Regions from separate parts of the Homo sapiens genome. Here region 1 is linked to region 2. Evidence: chromatin loops called from intact Hi-C (ENCODE). Cell type or tissue: ascending aorta. All regions are shown on one strand. Links, peaks and the distances in the headings refer to the core of each region. The heading gives the core; the rest is flanking DNA. Region 1 overlaps ANO1 (anoctamin 1). Region 2 has its middle 85 kb from the start of LINC02753.

Evidence for each region. Peaks named below come from ENCODE experiments on the same cell type or tissue, not always from the same donor. Only the 100,000 strongest peaks of a DNase experiment are listed, where the experiment ranks them.
Region 1: it touches region 2 in a loop (4-fold over the local background); 2 of 110 quality-filtered maps call a loop at or near these places.

What each region holds. Positions count from the first base shown.
Region 1 is chr11:70,126,406-70,131,776 of GRCh38, forward strand. The region is part of intron 10 of ANO1 (anoctamin 1); the gene reads left to right. Among named protein-coding and RNA genes, the nearest start is that of ANO1, 51 kb to the left of the region's middle. RefSeq lists an enhancer at 2,386-3,218. In ascending aorta, for the core only: a CTCF peak has its summit at 2,122; a DNase peak (open chromatin) is centred at 2,136; H3K27ac peaks cover 4,122 bases.
Region 2 is chr11:69,977,321-69,982,691 of GRCh38, forward strand. It overlaps a transcript of ANO1 not described here. Among named protein-coding and RNA genes, the nearest start is that of LINC02753, 85 kb to the right of the region's middle. RefSeq lists enhancers at 111-610, 3,850-4,572, 4,573-5,295. In ascending aorta, for the core only: no CTCF peak of the experiment used is centred there; DNase peaks (open chromatin) are centred at 2,091 and 2,531; H3K4me3 peaks cover 541 bases; H3K27ac peaks cover 5,000 bases.

The sequences.
Region 1 (5,371 bases), core at 130-5,129, 150 kb after region 2:
CTATGTTTTATTGTTAAGAGAAAGGCATAAAAGAAACATCTGACCATTTTCATTCTTTAAAAGTTGTTATGGTTGGCTTGTTCTTTTTCACTGTTGGTCATTAGTGACAAGAAAGTTTTCTGTTTCCTTGTGTGGCCGGGAGGTGAGGCATGAATGCTAGGGGCTTCAGTGTAGGCTGGTACTTGCGGGAGGTGAGACATGGATGCCAGAGGCCTCAGTGCTGGCTGGTGTTCGCGGGAGGTGAGCATGAATGCTAGGCTTCGGTGCAGGCTGGTACTTGCGGGAGGTGAGACATGGATGCCAGAGGCCTCGGTGCAGGCTGGTGCTTGCGGGAGGTGAGCGTGAATGCCAGACTTCGGTGCAGGCTGGCACTTGCGGGAGGTGAGACGTGAATGCTAGAGGCCTCGGTACAGGCTGGTGCTCCCAGGAGGTGAGACGTGAACGCTAGAGGCCTCGGTGCAGGCTGGCACTTGCGGGAGGTGAGACATGAATGCTAGAGGCCTCGGTACAGGCTGGTGCTCCCAGGAGGTGAGACGTGAACGCTAGAGGCCTCGGTGCAGGCTGGCACTTGCGGGAGGTGAGACATGAATGCTAGAGGCCTCGGTACAGGCTGGTGCTCCCAGGAGGTGAGACGTGAACACTAGAGGCCTCGGTGCAGGCTGGTGCTTGCGGGAAGTGAGACATGAACGCTAGAGGCCTCGGTGCAGTCTGGTGCTCCCAGGAGGTGAGACGTGAACGCTAGAGGCTTCGGTGCAGGCTGGTGCTTGCAGGAAGTGAGACATGAATGCTAGAGGCCTCGGTGCAGGCTGGTGCTCCCGGGAGGTGAGATGCGAATGCTAGTGGCCTCAGTGCAGGCTGGCGCTCGTGGGCTGTACAGTAGGTTCCACCTGCCCAGCTTCCTAAGGCTGCCTGCTTCCCTTATCTGCACGGCCCCGAGAAATTCTGCAGGAACTGTTCCATAAGGGAGGATTGCATCCCACAGCATAGGCAGGCATCTGAATGTAGATCCGATGTGCCTTCTGCTGTTCACCAAGGGTATGTCAGACGTCAGGGAGCTCGGAAAAGAAGGCCCAGACCTGAGACAGCCTCGCCTCGCTCAGGGGCCCAGTTCCCCCACATGACTTCAGAACAAGAGTCCAGTTTTGCCTGGTGCGATGGCGCATGCCTGTAATGCCAACACATTGGGAGGCTAAGGTTGGAGGATCCCTTGAGCCCGGGAGGTCGAGGCCACAGTGAGCCATGGTCTCACCACTGCACTCCAGCCTGGGGGAACAGAGTGGGGCCCTGTAGCCAAAAAAAAAAAGAGTCAAGTTTTGAGAAGCTCAGCCTCAGTGTGCAGAGTCCCTCTGGTGCTTGCTTTTGTAGCTGTTTCTTAGATTTCCTGACATGAACCTAAGGATAATTCCAGGCTCCCAACCTCTGGCAGGGTTTCTATGCCGACAGGCAGTGCCTTCAGCGTGCAAATCGCTCTGCCAGGGAATTGACTATAAAGGGGAATTTGGGCTGACCCTGCCCTGCAAGGGCTCCAAGTCTCAGAAAAGCCCTAAAATGTTAGTTTGGTTATTTTTCGAACCACTCCTGCCAAGTATCTCTAAAGCAGAGGTATAGTTTAGAAAATGTATCCACTGAGCCTGTCTGTAAAGACCCAATCAGTCTTAGGAAAGAAACTGACTCTTTGCAGCACAAAAAGACCATATCTGGTCAATTTTTGTTTAAGTGATGTTTTGATACATGAATAACACCTAAAATATTCCACCCCACCCCCACCCCCGAATCAAAGCTCTGAGGAATCTGGCTTATCTCCCTTTTGGTGTTAATTTGGTCCTAGGCAGGAGAAAGGTTTCCCTTTGTTTGCTAATATGGTATGAGGTCCTGGGCACTTGGGTTTGGTTGTGGTAAAGATCAAGGTAGTCCAGACTTGGTGGGGATTGTAAGGCTGGCTTTAGGCTAGGAGCTCAAAGCCGGAGGAAAATGGTGAGTGTAAGGTGAGGATTCTCCCCATGAGCCCTGGAGGAAGCCTGGGGGACCTCCATCTTCCTTCCTTCCTTCCCTTGGAGGGTGGCCCCAGCAGGGAGGCTCTGCCAGCCCAGGGGTTGGCCATGCCAGCTCGGCCCTTCCACCACATGGTCAGAAATGCAAACAGCAGTTACTCAGGATTCAGCCGCTGTGGGCGGAGATGAGGCCAAAGCCAAGGCCTCTGCCCAGCAGGCGACCTGGAGCGAAGCGGGAGGTGCGTGCTCCCTGCAGCTTCCGCCCCATCCCCACCAAGCTTGCAGGGAAGCCCCAGCATGGAGCCGCCTGCTGCCCTTGTACCTCCGGTCCTCTCTGAAGAAGAGAGCTTCCTGCTCTTTGTATTTTGGCTAAAGGCGGTGAAGTGAGAGGCGGAGGGGGATTTAAAACCAGCAGAAAAAGGCTTCTTGTTGGGCTGATGGTGTTTGTGCGAGAAGCTGAGGTGGGCAGGGAGGAGAGCCTAGGAGAGCGGTAGGGCTCATGGGCAGGCCGTTGGTGTACGCCTTGGCCCTGCCTGTCCCCAGTCCCACCACTGTGGACTCCAGGCCATCCTCAGTCCAGGTGGTCACTGTGGCCTGGGCCACATGCTGGCGATGATGGGGATGGCCTTCCACATGCCTGTTCTCTGGAAGAGGGGCTCGCGTTGTGCCCAACTGGGGACGTCCTGCCCCCAACCCCCCAAAACGCTGCTTTCTTCTGCCCTCAAGAGGCCCTCAGAAGAGAGGAGGCTGAGTGAGGGGCATGAGATAAACCCCGAAAGGCCGGCTCCTGGCTCGTGTTTAAAACTCACTGCTGCTGCAAAGTGCTTGGCTATTGCATAATAATGACAACAGCGTTGGTGACCACGTGATGGCCGAGGGGTGCCAGGCACTGTTCCAAGGGCCACACTCGTGTTGGTTGTTGGTTGTTTAATCCTCCTGACAACCTATTAACACGGCTTCTCTTCACTATCAGCAACCCCATTCTGCAGCCGGGAAAACTAAGGCCACACGGATCACAAAATGCAAGAGCTGAGATACAAACCCAGAGCTAGCTGACCGTAGAGTGCAGGTTCTCCCAACGGCTGTGTGTGCCTACTCACCCTGCCCGACCCCTGCTCCCATGCACACACACACACTTCCTCCATGCTCCAGGCTGTGGCTGCAATGAATTCTTCTTAACCTATCCATCTTTTGTGCCAGATACATGCAGTACCTACACCCCACCCCCCGCCTTTTTTTTTTTTTGACACAGAGTCTCACTCTGTCGCCCAGGCTGGAGTACAGTGGTGTGATCTCGACTCAATGCAACCTCCACCTCCCAGGTTCAAGCAATTCTCCTGCCTCAGCCTCCCGAGTAGCTGGGATTACAGGCTGGGATTACATGCCAGGCTAATGTTTGTATTTTTAGTAGAGACGGGGTTTCACCATGTTGGCCAGGCTGGTCTCAAACTCCTGACCTCGAGTGATCTGCCTGCCTCGGCCTCCCAGTGCTGGGATTACAGGCATGAGCCACCGTGCCTGGCCCTACACCACTTTTTAATAAATGTTTAGGGACTGTACCTGAAGGAAGAGAATTGAACCAGAATGCCCATGATGCTGGGCACAGAGGAGGCCCTTCAGAGCCTTGCAAGGGACGTTTATTAAGCACCAGCTGCTGTGGACCAGGCATGGTTCTGCGCATAAGTTCAGCATATCCAGAAAGTCAAAAAACAAACACCCACTTCAGCATCCCCCCACATCACCCTCCGACCCAACCAGCCAGGGTGTGTACTTAGAGCCCAGAGCCTTGTCCAAGGCAGCAGAAAGGAGAAAGTTCAAAGCAGGCCAGAGCAGGAAGGGACCTTATTCTGACCCCTCCTCATTTTCCAGAACGAAAAACTGAATCTGAGGCTAAAGGACTTGGCCAGGGCCACGGAGGGTATGAGTAGTCAGTTGAGGGCCCAGTTCAGGCCACCCAACTTCCACAAGGAGCCCCCCATGGCCCTTGAGCAGTAGATGAGAGCCGGCAGTGCTTGGGCTTTGAAGATACACACAGACCAGGATTCCATTCCCACTCTGCTGCGTGGCCCTGAACAAGTTACTTCCCCTCTCTGGGCTCTGGGATTGCAACAGTCCCCAGTGCTGGTCCAAGTGAGGTGGAACATCTGTGCCTGCCAGTAATGAGGCTCCTGCTCTCGCCGCCGATAGCCTGGAAGTATTAGTATTTTCTAATATTAGTGGGAGTAAGTCAGTGCTGGGGAGGAGGCACAGAGATGAGTCTCAGGCATCATGAAGATCCTCTCTCCTGGCCACAGTAGTTGGGATCTGGCCCCAGGCTCACCTGTGCTCAGCAAAGCAGAAGCCTGCACTGAGCGGGACCCATCATCCCTGGCAGGCCCCCCCGGCTTCCCGAGTGAGCCTACAGGGTGGGCCTCCGCTGCACCGGGCAGCTGGGGACCTATTCCTTCCGGCCCAGCCCCCGTTCTCCCAGAGAAGAGTCCTGGGATCCCCGTTTCTCCACCTCCTGTGTCCAGAGCACCCAGGCCACGTCCAAGGCAGCCGCCCCACCAGGCGGATGGAGATGCTGTGTGAACCGCTCATAGACGGCGCCTGGCACAGAGCAAGGGCCCTCATCATCTCACTGTTTTCCAAGGCCTTATAACATAAAGACCTGGCTAGCATTTGCTATTGGCACAAGCCTTGACCGTGCCTGCCGATTATATGGGGGCAGGCTGGGAACTCTGCCTCTCCTAGAAGTGGCTCAAGGATAGGCTGCAGAGGCTGCTGCCTCAGGGTCACCCCAGAGGTGAATGTTCCAGGGCCCATCTACCACAAAGCAGGTCTGGGTGAGTCCACCTCCAAGGCCGGCAACAGAGGTTGCAGGGCCCCATGCAAGAAGAAAATGCAGGTCTTTAGTTCAAAAATCAATGTGTGTGTGTGTGTGTGTGTGTGTGTGTGCGCGTCTGTGTTGAGATGGAGTCTCGCTCTGTCACCCAGGCTGGAGTGCAGTGACGTGATCTGGGCTCCCTGCAACCTCTGCCTCCAGGGTTCAAGCGATTCTTCTGCCTCAGCCTCCCGAGTAGCTGGGATCACAGGCGCGTGCCACCATGCCCGGCTAATTTTTGTGTTTTTAGTAGAGACAGGGTTTCACCATTTTGGCCAGGCTGGTCTTGAACCCCTGACCTCAGGTGATCCGCCCGCCTTGGCCTCCCAAAGTACTGGGATTACAGGCGTGAGTCACCACGCCCGTCCCATTGTGTGTTTTAAGGCAGCAACAGGGGAGCATTAAACCAAGCATGAGGCCCTGCTGAGCTCAGGGCTGGTGCAACAGCATGGGTCACACGCCTGTGAAGCTGCCCTGGATGGCAAGGAGGGACAGGGCATGGCTAAGCACCCGGCTT
Region 2 (5,371 bases), core at 78-5,077:
GCTGTAAGCACTCAGATGTTCTAAACCATGAAACGTGGTCACGAATGGACAAGTCCCACCCACAACCCCAAGCTCCCTGCTTGCAGCGAGGGCCTGAGCACCTGGGCGTGCTGCCGACAGAGCAGTGGGCTGACAGATCCTGGTGTGAGTGGGTGGGGGGCAGGGTGACCCTTTCAAAATGAGATGGCCCCCAGCCCTCCCAGCCTGCAGAGCTGACAATGAGCAACCATCAGCCATGGTGGAAGTGTGGCCCTTAGGTCTGAGGACTGGGCATTGCCTGGCTCCTTCCCTGAGTGAGAGATCCAATGCGTCCTAAGGGGGACAGTGCCCATCCCTGCCAGGGTGGCCTGGGGACACGGACTTACCCTCTGATTTCAAGGACAATGCAGCCAGCTCCTCACCAGGGGAGTCCCCCAGATGACTGCAGCCCCGAGGCTTTGTGTGCTGAGACCCAGCGCTCTGAAGACAGGGGCAGAGGCTGTGGCTGCTCTGAGCACTTTGGAGTGATCTGAGGTCGGGTTTAGCTTCTCCTTCTCAGATTCCCTTCAGATGTCTGGGAATGAATTATCTCCCCTCTCCAAAGCGGGGTTTTGTGAATGGTCCTCTCTTGAGGGGCTGTCATTTGCATACTGTGGCTGAGAGGGGGTCAAGGAAAGCTTCCCAAAGGGACACTTGAGGAGGGTTTCTGAGAGCAGAGGCGGGGCCGGTGTCCCCAGGGCAGCTTGGCCCGGTGTTTTCTTTCCCTGGGAACTGGCATCCCCTAAACCCACATTAAACCAGAGGCCGGGACCCTGGGGACAAACGCTGCTCCCTGTGCAAAGAACCCACGTAACTCTGAGCTGTGCTGTCCTGGTTTCTGGAAGGGGGTGGCATTTGGAGCCACTCCGTGGGCCTTTTCACCAGGCTGCCACCTCGGGTCCGACGAAAACAGCAAGTGTTTTTGTTGGCAGAGCACCTCCGAGAGGGCCCAGCCCTAGAAGCGGATGGACTGGGTGCCTGCAGGCTACCTTCTGTGTTTTTTCTTGTTTTTTGGTTTTTGGTTTTCTTGAGACAGGCCTCACTCCCGGTAGTGCAGGCTGGAGTGCAGTGGCACGATCTTGGCTCACTACAGCCTTGACCTCCAGGGCTCAGGTGATCCTCCTAGCTCAGCCTCCCAGGTAGCTGGGACTACAGGTGTGCGCCAACACACCCAGCTAATTTTTGCATTGTTTTTAGAGGCAGGGTCTTGCCATGTTTCCCAGGCTGGTCTCCAAATCCTGACCTTAAGCAATCCTTCTACCCTGGCCTCCCAAAGTGCTGGGATTACACGTGTAAGCTACCGCACCCTGCCCAGGCCTCCTTCTTGATTGTCCTATTTGTAAACTAATCTCCATGTGAGGTGTCCCCTCTCTTGAGTCATTCTCCCATGGACTCCTAGATGGAAGCCTAATCTCTCTATTCAGGACGAATTGAATTATTCCTGCAACCATGTGAGGAGAAAACCCCTCAAGTGTGTTCAATTACAGAAAGCACTTTCTATATGAAGCTACCATCCTCAAATAATGACTTACAAGCCTATTTAGAGTTCGTAATCTCAACTCTGTCTTATTGCCAAGAGTCTTGGCATTGGTGCTATTTATGCTGAAACAACCAGGCTGTGTTTTCTTTGATCATATATTGAGTGTAAATATTTGCACCATTAATTAGAGTCAGTTTAATTCCAAAAACTCGAGCGATGCGGGCAACCTCTAATGGTAAACAGGCCTCTAGATGTTAGTCATACCTGCAAGATTCCATGCTGAGAGGCCTCCCTTGAGCCTTTCACCTGTCTCAGCCCTACAAACAAACAAAGGTTGAAGAGAGGCCAAGGGTCCGGAGACAGATTTTGAACGTAGTGAATGACAGGGACTAAAGATGAGCTTTTTCCTATTATTTCCATACCCTTCTTTTTGCTCCTGGTAATAACATTTTGCAACTGGTGTATTGAGTTCACCCATGCCAATTCCAAATTCCAGAGAGATAAGCAGAAGGTTGGCATGGTGCTCTGGAAAGAGCTTTGGAGTTGACTAGAAATCTCTAGAATCAGTTGGACCCGGATTTTAATCCAAATTCTGCCGCTTACCAGCTGCATGGACTTGAGCAAGCCATTCTTCCTCTCTGCGTCAGTTTCCTGAGCTATAAATGGGGACAATAATTCATACTTCATACGAATGAGACAACAGAGATAAAAATAATAAAGTGGATATTTAATTCTAGCTGTATGGCATTGCCCAGGCTCTCTGAGCCTGGGGACTCCTCCCTACATCTTAAAAGGAAGATATCAAGTATGCGGGACTCAGGGTCAGCTCACAAAGCCTGCGTAACACACAGAAGCAATCCTCATTCTTCCTTTTCCTCCAAATGCAGCAGCCCAGCCATGAGTGTCCTGCAAAACACTTTTAGGGGCAAAGGGAGCCAACGTGAAGTGGCACAAGAACTTGGCCAACAGGAGAATTGCAACACGTGGTGAGAACGTAGTTCACTTGCCCTTCTCTTTCTGTCTTTCGGGGATGTCATGGAGAAAGTCTCAGCTTGGTGCCAGGAGGTCCATCATGCCTCCATAGCACACCCGTCTCCCTGGCCAACTGTGCCGTGCCGTGGTTCAGGGCCTCCCCAGGGTATCCCAGGGAATTGAATAACATTAGCTCATTTTTATGGTGCTTTATGAAACTTCCGTTCATGGCCAGTGCTTCTTCCTCTCCACTTTCAGTAGTGATATTGGGTTCTTTAAAAATAAAGTTCGATAAGCCCTAAAAAGGGAGGAAATTTTGTCACAGGCTACAACATGGGTGAACCTTGAGGACATTACACCCACTGAAAGAGGCCAGTCCCAAAAAGATAAACACCACATGTTCCAATTCATCTGAGGTCCCTAGAGCAGCCACATTCACAGAGACAGAAACTAGAATGGTGGTGCCAGCGCTGGGGTTAGGGAAGTGGGGAATGGGAGTGAGCATTCCACGGGTGCAGAGCTTAGGTTTTGGAAGATAAAAAAGTTGTAGGGGCCAGGCATGGTGGCTCACACCTGTAATCCCAGCACTTTGGGAGGTCAAGGCGGGTGGGTCATGAGGTCAGATCGAGACCATCCTGGCTAACACGGTGAAACCCCGTCTCTACTAAAAAATACAAAAAATTAGCCGGGCGTGGTGGTGGGCGCCTGTAGTCCCAGCTACTTGGGAGGCTGAGGCAGGAGAATGGCGTGAACCCAGGAGGCAGAGCTTGCAGTGAGCTGAGATTATACCACTGCACTCCAGCCTGGGTGACAGAGTAAGACTGTCTCAAAAAAAAAACAAAAAACTGTAGAGATTGATGGCTGTGAGGATTGCATAACAATGTGAGTGGTCTTAATGCCACTGAGCCGCACACTTAAAAATGGTGAAAATGATCAACTTTATGTCATGCACATTTTATCACAATTAAAAAATAAAGTATGGGCTGGGCACGGTGGCTCACGCCTGTAATCCCAGCACTTTGGGAGGCCAAGGCGGGCAGATCACAAGGTCAAGAGATCGAGACCATCCTGGCCAACATGGTGAAACCCCGTCTCTACTAAAAATATAAAAATTAGCTGGGTGTGGTGGCACATGCCTGTAATCCCAGCTACTTGGGAGGCTGAGGCAGGAGAATCGCTTGAACCCGGGAGGTGGAGGTTGCAGTGAGCCAAGGTCATGTCATTGCACTCCAGCCTGGTGACAGGAGCGAGACTCCTTTACAAAAAAATAAAAAATCAAAAATAAATAAAGAGTGACCTAGTGAGCTGGGTTAAAGAAAAATATGAAGGCAGTTATGGCACAGGAAGACCATGAATCTGGCTCAAACCAGGGACATGGAGCTTGGAAGACTGGCATTTTGGGAAACGCTGTGTTTCTACCTTACGGTAGCAGAGCACAAACTCTGGAGCTGGGCTGCTTATGTGCAAGCCCCACTCTCCCACTTACTGCTGTGTGACCTTGGGCAAGTCACTTCACCTCTCTGAGCCTCTGATTCCTTATCTGTAAAGTAGGAATGATAGGAGCACGTACTACGTAGACTTGCTGCACGGATTCGATGAGCCGATATTTATTAAGCGCTTGGAACGGGGCCTGGCACACAATAAGTGCTCTCTAAGTGTTTGTTAAATAAACAGACTTGCCTAAGGAGAAGCCCAGGCAGAGATCTTGCCTCTTCTGTCCAAGGGCCCCTCTGCAAGTTTAGCCTGCTTCAGCTGCAGGTCCTCTGTATCAGAGCGGAGGACTGTCACTCCAGCAACAGCGCTTTGCTGCTGGGAGCCCCTGGTATCAGTGGTGAGCAGCTGCCTCGGAGGCTGGGCTGACAGCAGCTGCCTCCAGCCCTCCTCTCCCGCTAGCCCTGCGCAGCCACTGAGCTCTCTGCCCAGCCCCACCCCAGCCCCTGCAGGCGCCTTTGTGGGCTCTCTCTAGTCCCTTCCAAAGACCCTTTGGAAACAGTCCAAATGGCTATCCAAGAAGAAATGGATAAACAAATTGTAGTACACCCAGACCATGGAATATTATTCAGCCATAAAAAGAAATGCGATTCTGATACATGCTATAATGTGGAGCAAACTCCAAACATAATGAAAGAAGCCAGACACGAAAGACCATGTAATGTATGATTCCATTTATATGAAATGTCCAGAATGGATAAATCCATAGAGACAGAAGGCAGGCCAATGGTTGCCAGGGACTGGGGGAGGGGGGAGATGGGGAGTGACTGCTAGCGGGTTCGAGCTGTACTCTGCGGGAATGGGAATATTCTGGATAGAAATGTGGGTGCTCAACACTGTGAATGCACTAAATGCCACCGAGTTGAACACTTAAAAATGATCAATTTTATCTTATGTGAATGTCACCCCAGTGAATTGTTTAATTACAATAAGACCCCCTTAACCCTGTTGAGTATAGCCACCAGGGGCCCCCGTTACTCGCCAGATGCCCCACCTGAACCTGCTACACTGGGCTGCTCCCATCCCTGTCTGGGTGCCCACTTCTCCACCTTGGTGCTTCCACCCAGCCTCTGCCAGAACCCCCTAAAAGTCACCGTCCACCTTGAAAAACCCACCCACTCTCCGGTTGCCCCAGGGCAGGGGCCACCAAGAGCTCCAATCGGCTCTTCTGGGAGCAGCCTCCACCTGCATTTCAGTGTTCTACCATGTTTCCCTGTCTGACTAGGATGAATATGATGCAAATAATAATGCCCTCTAATCCCTACAGCATGTCAGGTTTTGGGCTGGAAGCTGAATTCTTGTCCTATCCCTACAGAATTCCAACCTGTTGCCAAGACCCATTTTACAGATGCACAAACCCGGGTGCTGAGAAGAAGCTTGTTCCAGACGGGACTGACTCTGTTAGGCTGC